Linked DNA regions of Mus musculus: region 2 is linked to region 1. The links are chromatin loops, found by intact Hi-C in ENCODE. Cell type or tissue: left cerebral cortex. All regions are shown on one strand. Links, peaks and the distances in the headings refer to the core of each region. The heading gives the core; the rest is flanking DNA.

Evidence for each region. Hi-C counts contacts between places; a loop is a spot of excess contacts. Peaks named below come from ENCODE experiments on the same cell type or tissue, not always from the same donor. Only the 100,000 strongest peaks of a DNase experiment are listed, where the experiment ranks them.
Region 2: it touches region 1 in a loop (8-fold over the local background); 22 of 42 quality-filtered maps call a loop at or near these places.

Annotation. Positions count from the first base shown.
Region 1 is chr10:100,151,813-100,154,732 of GRCm38, forward strand. No RefSeq gene overlaps it. Among named protein-coding and RNA genes, the nearest start is that of Gm35533, 9.1 kb to the left of the region's middle. In left cerebral cortex, for the core only: a CTCF peak has its summit at 1,244 (motif pointing left); DNase peaks (open chromatin) are centred at 1,216 and 1,701.
Region 2 is chr10:99,635,345-99,638,264 of GRCm38, forward strand. All of the region lies in intron 1 of Gm20110 (predicted gene, 20110), which reads left to right. Among named protein-coding and RNA genes, the nearest start is that of Gm35101, 24 kb to the right of the region's middle. In left cerebral cortex, for the core only: no CTCF peak of the experiment used is centred there; no DNase peak of the experiment used is centred there.

The sequences.
Region 1 (2,920 bases), core at 208-2,707:
AAGTGGTCCATGTGAGGAGAGGGGAGTTCAACCTCCTGTGGGTAGGACCCTTGAGCTGATGGTTCTGGATGCTGCAAGAAAGCAGGGTGAGCAAGACTTGGCTTCTGTATCAGCTTCTGCCTCCAGACTCCTGCTTTTCTTGAGTTTCTGTCCTGACTTCCCTGACTGAGGGACTACAACTACAAATAGAAATAAATCCTTTCCTCCATAAGGTACATTTTTTGTCATTCTGCTTTATCACAGTAATCGAAATGAGTCACAACCCTAGGTAGAACTCCTTAGACAAAGAATGACTTACAATTAAAATACTTAAGTATTTCATTCTTCCTCAAAGATTTGCTTTGGATTTGATCTTTCTTTTAAAGATAGATACACTATTTTGTATTATGTATGTGTGAAGAATGGAAGTTTTATAGCAAAGCATCTTTTTAGTTTAATATGTATATACTCATGCTTTCTTGTAATTCTGTTTATTCTAAAACACAAGATAAGATGGGCCAATCACTACATAAAAACTTATCAGTCGCATGATAAAATGATTCATCCGCTTACCAGCATAGAAAAACTTCACAGACCTTTCCTTTATTTTCAGATGCTTTGTGATATAAAGGCTGGAAGCTCAGAAGAACTGTTTATTCATTAACCTGTGATTCAGTTGAACTATTTTCTGAAAAATCCCTCTGATAAATTACAATGGAGACATACTATTGTTAGACTCGGAACACAGGATAAAATAAATATAAATCCCTCCCTGTCCCCATTCCTCAAAGAGCTTGGTTTCCAGGGACGAGGCATTGCTCATCTAAAAGCAAACAATGGTAAATAAAAATGGAAAATCAAATGGTTGTGAACAATAACCCTTTGTTCAATATAGCAAACATATAACAGAGCACACTGGGGATTACTCATTTAGTAATCACAATATTAATAAAAGCAAAATCACTGAAGATGGAAATTCAGCTTCGTACAGGCACATGATTAATGGAGGACTGTGAACACTTTTAACTCCTGTTTTAAAATAAGTTTGCACCGAACAACTTCCATCAGTAAACTACTAGCAAATGTACATTTAGTTGTTTATTAATTCACTTGAAGATGGCCTGTTCGTTGTGTGGATGTGCATGGAAATCCACCTGCACACACTTGTACACTCATGCCTATGCATGTCTGCGGTGTATGCAGCATGTGTAATGTATGGACGGCAGAGAAATCTTGGGATTCTGTTCTCTTCTGCCACCTTGTGGGAACCAGAGATTGAACTCAAAGTTGTCAGGCACCTTTACCTACTGGGCCTTCGCTCTTCCCTAAAGTGCTCAGATCTTAAAGTGTGCAGATGACTAATGATTTCAGCATAGTTGGTTATGATACCACCACAAAACAAAAACTATAATTTTGTATAAGTAAGAATAATGCATTTATGTCTTTTTGTTCTAAAAAAAAATTGTTTTTCAAATGCTGTATGCCTAAGTGAAGGGAGAGAGACCCCATTAGTTAAATTCATTGACCTACAATCCAACCACTGGTAACATGCACTTCCCAGGGGCTAAGAGTATCTAGAAGCAATCAAGAACACATCATTGAAGGTTTATTGTGTAGAGAATGTTTCTAAGTATTTACACAAATGCACAGAGGAAAACAATGACCCTGAGCAGCTCTTCCGCATGGGATGAGCAGAGTCTGAACAAGGCACTTTCTCCTTTGAATAAGATGTTAGGCATTTGCGGGGATGAGTCATACCAAATGCTGTTCGGTTTAGTTATAATTTTTGATACAAGATTAGTCATTATAGCACAGGATAACTTGGAACTTAGCAATTTCCCTGCTTGTTTTCCTAAATACTAGAATTATAGGTATGAGTCAATGTGTAGATTGTATTTTCCTAACATATTGTTTCCAAGCCTCTATCCTAGACCTCATTTTCAGTAGAAATGCAATCATAATTTGTTAAGTGACTGTAAGTCCATTAGGTATTGAAGCAAAAAGTCAATTCAAATACTAAACTTCAGTGGCTTCTGGGAAGTGAATAGCTAGAAAGTCCTGGAGAGAGTGGATATAAAACGTGATTTAAGAAATATAGTGATGAAGGCGTTGTTCATTTTAACAGTTTTGAATGCACATGCACACACAGGTGTGGGTACATGTGCACACACGTGAGTGGGGGGAGGAGACACAGACACAAACAAAGACGCAGAGAGGAAAGGGAGACGGATAAACAGGCAAAGAGCGAGACAGAGAATTAAATACTTTAAGCAACTTAAAATAAAATTTAAAAAGTATGCAAAACCTTTGCTTCAATTCCCAGACCACAAAAATCAAAATGGATCATGCAAAATCCCAGAAGCAAGTATTATCTCATTATAATAAAAGTCAACGTTAAATTTATGATATTCAAATCATATTGAAACAAGAGACCTGAAATGTAGGACTCTTGAGAAGTTTGCTACAAAGCAAACCATAAAATAATGCCAGCAAGGTAGAATCCTGTGAAGTCAAACCTCTTCACCACCCTGCTGTGGTCATGCCTTCTGCCACCTAACTAGACTGAAATGCTCACTATACACTATAACCAAAAGATTCCATCATAGTATCGGAAGGAAGACATGGGTGAGCACAGGAAGGAGATCGGTGTCTCTTACTGACAAACAAAACAGACATTATCAGGGAGCATGCCTTTGTCCCCTTTTCATCTGTGTTAGAGGTCATCTGGGCATTACATTAGAACTTTAGAAAAGAACTGTTAGTCAGATAAACTACTGCAGACTATGGGAAAACTCATGGTGTCTTTTCTAACAAGATAGCTGACACAGTGCAGCAGTGGACTCAGGGATGGGGTGCCTTCAAGTGGGTTGGTTACCATGGCAAAACTAGAGCTATATAAACTTGACCTGGTGTTTTCTGCCTTAACTCCAAAGGATGCTGG
Region 2 (2,920 bases), core at 185-2,684, 520 kb before region 1:
GTCAAATAAAGATGGAAGTATAACCAAAAATAAGAATGAGAAAATCCCACTGGAGGACATATGGATGGCTAGCAAATATGAGATGAATTCCAGTCCTTGCAGATATGCAAAAATAAACTGTCTTGTATTGAGATAATATTTTATACCCAGCAGATGATGTGTGTGTGTAGATATGTATGGATATTTTTGTTTGTCTTTTTTAGTATCAGGCCCTTTTTTAAGAATGGAGATCAATAGGGGCTTGTATCCTAACGGTCCCCATGTGGTTTGGTCCAATCACTAAGAAGAACAATTTAAAAGTAGTATACAGGGCACAAAACTCCTCTCCTAGGTGTATTGAAAAGATACCTTTGTGTTGTTAGTATAAGGTTATGCACATGGACATAAGGAGTCTCTCACACTGAAGTTTTGTTTTCAATATTGAAAGGCTAGGAAGCTGCCTCTTGTTTGTTGCTAGTCTGAAGACCCCCCTCCCCCCCAGTCATGATGTTTTGGTCCAACAGAAGGACATTAATTAGTGCCACTTCTCTGGTTCTCCCCTCTGTTAGGAGAAAGGGTGTGACCTAAGAATCTGAAGTGGCAGGTTGAGCTTCTCTTTCTCTTGGAGGTGTGCCACCACAAGGAAGGGCTAACAATGCCGTGGCCCTCTCTTGCAGCTTCATTGGTGCTCATTGGTGTGGCAGAGAACTGCCAAAAGTGGCAGAGAACTGCCAAAAGTGACCTCAGCTTCACTGAAGTTCTAAGGTACAGCATTTGCAAGTTCATTCGGCCATGGATATAAGATATATTGTCCCGTTCAGTTTTCCCTTTCTCGATTGAGTGAGCTGGTGTGCATGTTCTCTAATGGTTCCCTTGATCTTTAACGCTGGAAAACAAGCAAGAAACAGAACCTTGGGAGCAAAGAACACGTGTAATAAGAGGTGCCGTTAGTTTAGGTAGAGGTGGGTATCCCTAAATTTGTGCCTAGGACGTACTGTGCTACTCTCTGACTGGGGCATTTTACCTTAGTGAAGTCCTTCAATGTAAAGTGCCTTTGCCTGCCTGCCTGTATGAACTGATTCTAGAGAGGCTGGGTTGTGCAAATGCTACGTGGGCCCTGCCTTGATGGAGCAGGAGCCATTGGGATGATGCTGCGACAACCAGAGAGGACCCAGAAAAATTTGTACCTCTTAAACCATGTCTTCTGGACATTGCTCTTTATTATTTTTTAAATTTATTTTATTTATTATTTATTTATTTATTTTTAATTATTTTTCTTTTCTTTCTTTATTTCTTTACATTCCAGATTTTATCCCCCAGCCCCCATCCACCTTCTGACTGTTCCACATCCCATATCTCCTCCCCATCCCTCTGTCTCCATGAGGATGTCCCCACCCCCCCATCCCCCCACACAACCAGACCTCTAAACTCCCTGGGGCCTCCAGTCTCTTGAGGGTTAGGTGCATCTTTCTCTGACTGAACGCAGTCCACTGCTGTATATGTGTTGGGGGCTTCATATCAGCTGGTGTATGCTGCCTGGTTGGTGGTCCAGTGTTTAAGAGATCTCGGGGGTCCTTGTTAATTGCGACTGCTGGTCCTCCTACAGGGTTGCCCTCCTCTTCAGCTTCTTCCAGCTTTCTCCTAATTCAACCACAGGGGTCAGCAGCTTCTGTCCATTGGTTGGGTGCAAATTTCTGCATCTGAGTCTTTCAGATGCTTGCTTGGTTTTCCAGAGTGCGGTCATGCTAGGTCCCTTTTTGTGAGCACTCCATAGCCTCAGTAATAGTGTCAGGCCTTGAGATCTCCCCTTAAGCTGGATCCTAGTTTGAGCCTGTCACTGGACCTTCTTTTCCTCAGGCTCCTCTCCATTTCCATCTCTGCAGTTCTTTCAGACAGGAACAATTATGGGTCAGAGTTTTGAAGGTGGGATGGCAATCCCCTCCCCCATTTGATCCCCTGTCTTCCTGCTGGAGGTGGGCTCTATAAGTTCCCTCTCCATACTCTCACACATTTCATGTAAGGTCCCTCCTTTTGAATCCTGAGAGTCTCTCACCTCCCAGGTCTCTGGTGCATTTTGGAGGATCCCTCCCAACTTCTGTTTCCATTTTTTCTGCTGGCCCTCAGGGCTTTAGTCCTTTTCCCTCAAGCAATAACAGATCAAGTTCCCCTCTCCCTCCCCTCCCCTCACCCCAACCCCCATCCACTTTCCCTCCCAGGTCCTCCCTCCCTCCCCACTTGTGATTGCTTTCTTCTCCCTCTCTAGTGGAACTAAGGCATCCTCACTTGGGCACTTCATCTTGTCCTTTTTGAGTTCTGTGGACTGTATCTTGGGTATTCTGTAATTTTTTTTTTTTTGGCTAATATCCACTAACTATAAAGATATTTTTGATGCCTTCCCTCTACTGCCTAAAGAGAGCTGAACTGAAGGAGGACTATTCCAAATGGAAAGGAGAAGAGAATTATCTGCGTCTTTCATCTCAGAATCCCTCCAATGAGAAATAACATTTTAGTAAAGGCTAGGCTGAGTCCCTCAACACAGTGTGCATATGACCCAGTGACAGCTCTGAGCTCTGTCCAGGATGGAGCTCCCTGGGCCTTGGGATGCTCCTGCCATGCACTTCATGAAGCTGCCTCGCCAGTTTCTATCCTGGCTTCATTGGGCACGCTTCAAAGAGAATAAGCTCTTATCCTCATAGTGTCTTAGAGATAGTAATAATTTTTAATGGATGTCTTCCACATACTGCATTATGGCATTTCTTTGACTAATAGCTGAAGATACATGCTCTAATCAGTCTGGAGTACACTCATGCTCATTTTATCTCGACGTTTGTTCTTGTTGAGTTAATGCAATTTAGAACAGATGAGACGAGTGTGTCTGTGAGAGTGTTTCCAGAGAGCATTCGTTGGGGGAGGCAAGACCTGCTCTCAGAGGAGACCCTAG